Linked DNA regions of Homo sapiens: region 1 is linked to region 2. Evidence: read pairs that join two places in POLR2A ChIA-PET (ENCODE). Cell type or tissue: PC-9. All regions are shown on one strand. Each heading gives the region's core, and the rest is flanking DNA. Links, peaks and the distances in the headings are about the cores only. Region 1 has its middle 47 kb from the start of DIPK1A. Region 2 overlaps RPAP2 (RNA polymerase II associated protein 2).

The links. ChIA-PET counts read pairs that join two places held together with the same protein. Peaks named below come from ENCODE experiments on the same cell type or tissue, not always from the same donor. Only the 100,000 strongest peaks of a DNase experiment are listed, where the experiment ranks them.
Region 1: POLR2A ChIA-PET joins it to region 2 with 5 read pairs; 1 of 35 experiments calls an interaction of 5 or more read pairs at or near these places.

The regions. Positions count from the first base shown.
Region 1 is chr1:93,006,748-93,009,663 of GRCh38, reverse strand. No RefSeq gene overlaps it. Among named protein-coding and RNA genes, the nearest start is that of DIPK1A, 47 kb to the right of the region's middle. RefSeq lists a silencer at 1,118-1,412. In PC-9, for the core only: no CTCF peak of the experiment used is centred there; a DNase peak (open chromatin) is centred at 1,523; H3K27ac peaks cover 1,172 bases.
Region 2 is chr1:92,397,813-92,400,728 of GRCh38, reverse strand. RPAP2 (RNA polymerase II associated protein 2) reads right to left here. Exons shown (of 13, transcript NM_024813.3): 13 at 1-2,916. Among named protein-coding and RNA genes, the nearest start is that of GFI1, 88 kb to the left of the region's middle. In PC-9, for the core only: no CTCF peak of the experiment used is centred there; a DNase peak (open chromatin) is centred at 1,508.

The DNA of each region.
Region 1 (2,916 bases), core at 263-2,762, 610 kb before region 2:
CATTTCTAGATCGGATTATGACGTGAAATGATTGTATACGACAAGCAGCAATGACCAGCTCATTGGCTGGACCAAGAAGAAGCTCCAAAGCACTTCCCAAAGCCAAACTTGCACCAGAAAAAGGTCATGGTCACTGTTTGCGGTCTGCGGCCGGTCTGATCCGCTACAGCTTTCTGAATCCAGAGGAAACTGTTACATCTGAGAAGTATGCTCAGCAAATCGATGAGATGCACCAAAAACTGCAACACCTGCAGCTGGCATTGGTCAACAGAAAGGGCCCAACTCTTCCATGACAACCTCACTTCGTGCGACTTCACGGCGTACAACCAATGCTTCAAAAGTTGAACAAATTGAGCTACGAAATTTTGCCTCACCTGTCATATTCACCTGATATCTTGCCAACTGACTGCCACTTCTTCAAGCATCTCAACAACTTTTTTCAGGGAAAATGCTTCCATAATCAGCAGGATGCAGAAAATGCTTTCCAAGAGTTCGTCGAATCCTGAAGCACGGATTTTTATGCTACAGGAATAAACAAACATATTTCTCGTTGACAAAAATATGTTGATTGTAATGGTTCTTATTTTGATGAATAAAGATGTGTTTGAGCTGAGTTATAATGATTTAACATGCATGGTCTGAAGCCGCAATTACTTTTGCACCAACCTCATAGTATATGTGCTGCTAAAGCGAGCACTTATGTACAAATTTTGGTGTGGATATACGCTTTTTCAATTCTCTTGGTTATATACCCAGAAGTAGAATTGCTTGGTCATAAAGTGGTTCAATCTTAAGGCCAAGGCTCCAGGGAAGATTTTAAGATTTTTTTAAGCAGCAGTTTTAAATTCACAGCAAAATTTAGACATTACAGAGGTTTCCCATATACCCCTGCCCCCACCGGTGTGTAGTCTACCCCATTAACAACACAAGGAAGCTTCTGAATTGTCCATACCTCAGGGTGAATTGTTTCAAGTAGCCAATCAGATTACTTTGGCCTATGAACTTGAGGAAGAATTTTATTTAGGAAGCAGGGGAGCGGGAGGGCAATTTTAGAATTTAGGGCAATGTGGAGAAAGACATTTATATTAGGATTCGTATTATCATGAAAGAAATTGAGCACAATTAGATTAGGCAAAGGGGGAAGTTTTTTGGCAGCCTTTCATAATTGCAGAGGGGATATAGTTGGAATTCCAGGATATCTGGAAGCAGGAGCTCCAATACCACTAACTCTCTTCCTTATCTCTCAGCTTCTCTCAGCATGAGGCTTCATTCTCTCCGCACAGCTTCCTTCATAGCAAGGAACAGGACTGTCAACAGTTCCCCTGCCTCGGTGCTCACAACGTTGTTCCTAGACAGAGACTGAATTTCTTTCCTTAAGCTCCAAGTGAAAAAATCCTGGGGATGGGTGCTGCTTAACTTGGCTTATGGTTTGACCTAGCTTTGACCAGGCTGTGGAAGGCTCTGTGGTCAGTGCACGAAGTATTCTGATTGGCCCAGTTTTAGTCATGTTCCCACCCAAAGACTCATGAATGTGACCAAAGGGCAGGATTTGTAATAACGTGGCAGCTCCTTTTGAACCACATGTTTGTAATGGGGAGAAGAACATGAGTCAGAAGAAAAGGGGTTCCATTACCCAAAGAAGGGAGGAGTTCTGGGCTGGCACACAACAGGTGTCCACCAGAAATGCCTGGGTGGGTTGGCATGACCTTGGGCAGTGTGAGTGCCCTGGGGGCCCAGAGGGGCAAATGGTTGAGAGACAGGTGTTTTTTCTTTTTTTTTAAATGGAGCCTTGCTCTGTCACTCAAGCTGGAGTGCAGTGGTGCAATCTCGGCTCACTGCAACCTCCATCTCCCGGGTTCAAGTGTCTCCTTCCTCAGACTCCTGAGTAGCTGTGACTGCAAGCATGTGCCACCACACCCAGCTAATTTTTGTATTTTTAGTAGAGATGGGGTTTCACCATGTTGGCCAGGCTGGTGTCGAACTCCTGACCTCAGGTGATCCGCCCATCTCGACCTCCCAAAGTGCTGGGATTACAGGCATGAGCCACCGTGCCTGGCCAAGAGAGGTTTAAGTGTAGCAAAAACAAACTCCTGGCAAATTTTTTAAGGGACCCAGAAGTCCTAACAGCCCTGCATAGTCCCCCAAGTAACCTCTGGTTATAGCTTCTGATAATCTAACAAACCACATACTGACTGAGGCCTCTTGCCTTCTGCTACTCAGGTAGCTGGTGAAGGAAATGTACCAATTCCTGACCATTAGCATTTCTTCCTCAAGAGATTAGGTTGTAATGTGAACCACAGGGCCCTAGTGCGGCATTTCATGTCAAAGATCACATTGCACCGATTTGCTCTGCTCTCCTGACATTTTCTGGCTTGCTTCCGCACTGTATTCACAGTGTTTATTGTATTCACATTGAAGGTCACCTCTTTGGAGACCTCCCTTACCCACTTAGGCACCCTCACCTCTATTCTCGTATTTGATTCCTTTTTTTTGTTTTTGTTTTTGTTTTTTTGTGACAGAGTCTCGCTCTGTCACCCCGACTGGAGTGCAATGGTACGATCTCTTCTCACTGCAACCTCTGCCTCCCGGGTCCAAGTGATTCTCCTGCCTCAGCCTCCTGAGTAGCTGGTATTACAGGCACGCGCCACCATGCCTGGCTAATTTTTGTATTTTTAGTAGAGACAGGGTTTCACCATGTTGGTCAGGCTGGTCTCGAACTCCTGACCTCGTGATCCACCCACCTCGGCCTCCCAAAGTGCTGGGATTACAGGTGTGAGCCACCGCACCCGGCCTGATTCCATTTTTAACACATTGATCATTACCTAATATCTATGGGTTTCTCACTTAATATTTTTCTCAACCCCTCTGGAAGAGCAGTGGTCTTCATACTTATTCAGGATAAAATACTGGGAAATC
Region 2 (2,916 bases), core at 90-2,589:
CTAAAGGGCTGCTTGGTGGGTTCACGGTCTCCCAACCTAAAACTAATTGTGAAGGCTCCAAACAGAAAAATTCTGGACCTTAAAACCAATGCGTGGCTGGCCACAGTGGTTGACACCTGTAAGCTCAGCACTTTGGGAGGCCAAGGTGAGAGGATTGCTTGAGGCAAGGAGTAACATAGTGATTGAGACCTGGGTAACATAGTGACACCCTGTCTCTAAAAAATATAAAATTAAAAAAAATATTAGCTGGGTATGGTGGTACGTGCCTATAGTCCCAGATACTCTGGAGGTTGAGGTGGGAGGATCGCTTGAGGCCAGGAGTCTGAGGCTATAGTGAGCTATGACTGTCACTGTGCTCCAGCCTGGGTGACAGTGAGACCCTGTCTCAAAAAACCCCACAAAACCAAACCAAGGTATACTCTGACTCCAACCAGGATCCCCTCCGTAAACTCAGCTTTCCCTCTGGCGGTGACCCTTGTTCTGCAAAGGAAGCCAGGGTGAAGGGGAGGGAATCTCAGTTTAACTCACTCACAGAGGGTGGCTTCCCTAATCCCAAGTGGGTTTTGATTGAGTCCTGTTTTAGCTCCCTCTCTCTCTCCAGAGCTCATTGGGCTTTTTGTTGCTTAGTTAGATGAGCCATAGACAAGGAGTTTGAGACCTGGGTTTTAGCAACTGCTCTGCTAAAACTGGCTGATCTTGTGGAAGATAAACCTCATTGAGTCTTAGTTTGTGCTTTTTTTAAAGTGAGATATTTAGTTAGACTAGTGATTTTCAAACTCTTTTTCCTAGTAGCAAGACTCTTTGTACGAAGAAAATCTTATCTGGATGCCCAACCCAGACAAGAGAGGTTAAGAGTCATTCTGGTTGACTTTGAAGGTGGACTGTCTTTTCTCCCATTGTGGCCATAGTGAAAGTGACTCTGTCTAAAATTTAGTGTATTTTTTCCCCCCAAAGATGGATAATGTGTTAATGGGACGATGTGAGAAGGATAAGAGGTAAGGATGTGGGAGTGAGCAAGGTGACAGATCATAGGCTATGCTTTTTCATATAAAAAATGAAGATGGGTATTACAGAAGATATTACTAAATTGTTTCTCTGAAAAGTCTTATAACTTATGACATGAAACTACATTAAATTATATGTGTCAACTTCAAAACATTACAGTACCTGAAGTGGACACTGCTTTGGCTGTATGACCCCAGTAAGGTAGGGTCAGATGGGCATCTAGGGGACTGGCTTTTCCTGCTTATCTAAGTGATAGAAGTTTTCACTGTTAAAACTTCATTTTATTGCTCTTATTTTTGTCACAAGTCCTTATGAGCTTGGTTGGGTGAAGGGTCACCCAGAAAAGAACCAGCTTCCACTTTCTTTAATTATGCAAACTAGAGCTAGGTGACTGAGAACTTGCTTTTGGTCTGCAAGACATAGGGAGTTTTGCAAGCCCCAAGGGAGTCCAGAATTTCCTGAACATGTTGCAAGGTGGCTGGATGGCTTTCTTCTGAAGTCATGCAATATTGTCCTTCACTTTGGTTATGACTGCAGAGGTGCTGGGAAGCAAAATGAAAACTATCACCTTGAAGCAGGCTTTTCTTCATAGGCCCCAGAGGTGAGGCCAGCTCATTTAAAGGGAATGGCTTGTGCTGCTGCTTTCATCTAAAGGTATTTTGATCCAATTCCACCTCCCAGCTCCTTTATTGGTAATGTTTTCCAAAACACAGTATTTTTGCTGAGGGAAGGACAGGCAAAGGCCTGAACATTTAGAGAGTAGAAAACTGGCTGGGTGTGGACCTTTTACAAAAGTTCATATTTTGCTAGTTTAATTTGGAAAAGGACACATGAATTCTCACAGAAAATGAGCTTTATTGGGGAACAATACATTTCATGAAGGCATTTCTTTATCAGGAATCACACAGGCAGCCCCACGCAGTCACTGCCCCACACCTTATCCTTCAGCTTGTGCTGCACAGGAGAGGAGTGGCTGGGATTCCTGACTAGGGCTTTGATGAGAGTGCATGCACACTGGAGCATGCTTCTTGGCCTGGATGGCAAAGTCCCAGGAGCCAGTCCTAACTCAGACTCTGGCCTGCCTAGGTACATTTCAGATGAAAGTCACCCCTGCTCCTTGCCCCACCCTCAGTCCAACAAAAATGTGCTTCTAGAAATGCTTACTTTTCTTTTTCTACGAAGGGCTTATAATGTGAGGCTACTAAAGATTTTCAGATTTCAGAATAGTACCACTTACCTTGGGCTAGGTTAATTTTTTAGAGAATTGATCTTGTCCCCTAATGAGTAGGAAGATCAACTGGTTTTTGGACATGACTATAAGCAGAAGATGCTAAATAATACCTTAAAAAGACTCCACTGGCCAGGTGCGGTGGTTCACTCCTGTAAACATTTTTTAATTTTTGTGGGTACATAGTAGATGTATATATTTATGGGTTACATGAAATATTTTGGTACAGGCATGCAATGTGTAATAATCACATCAGGATAAATAGGGTTTCCATCATCTTAAGCACTTATCCTTTGTGTTACAAACAATCCAGTTATACTCTTCAGTTATTTTAAAATTTTATTTTTTGAGACAGTCTCACTCTATTGCCTAGGCTGGAGTGCAGTGCCACAATCATGGCTCACTGAAGCCTTGACCGCCTGGTCTCAGGTGATCTTCACCCTCCTGAGTAGCTGGGACTATAGGCGTGTGCCACCATGCCCGGCTAATTGTTTACTTTTTTGTAGAGATGGGGTCTCCCTATGTTGCCCAGGCTGGTCTCAAACTCCTGGGCTCAAGTCATCCTCCCACCTCAGTCTCCCAAAGTGCTGGGATTACAGGCGTGAGCCACCGTGCCCGGCCAGGGAGCTCTTTCAGATTGGCTCCTGTGTCTGTCTGACATGCTTCTATCCTTTTGTTTTTGA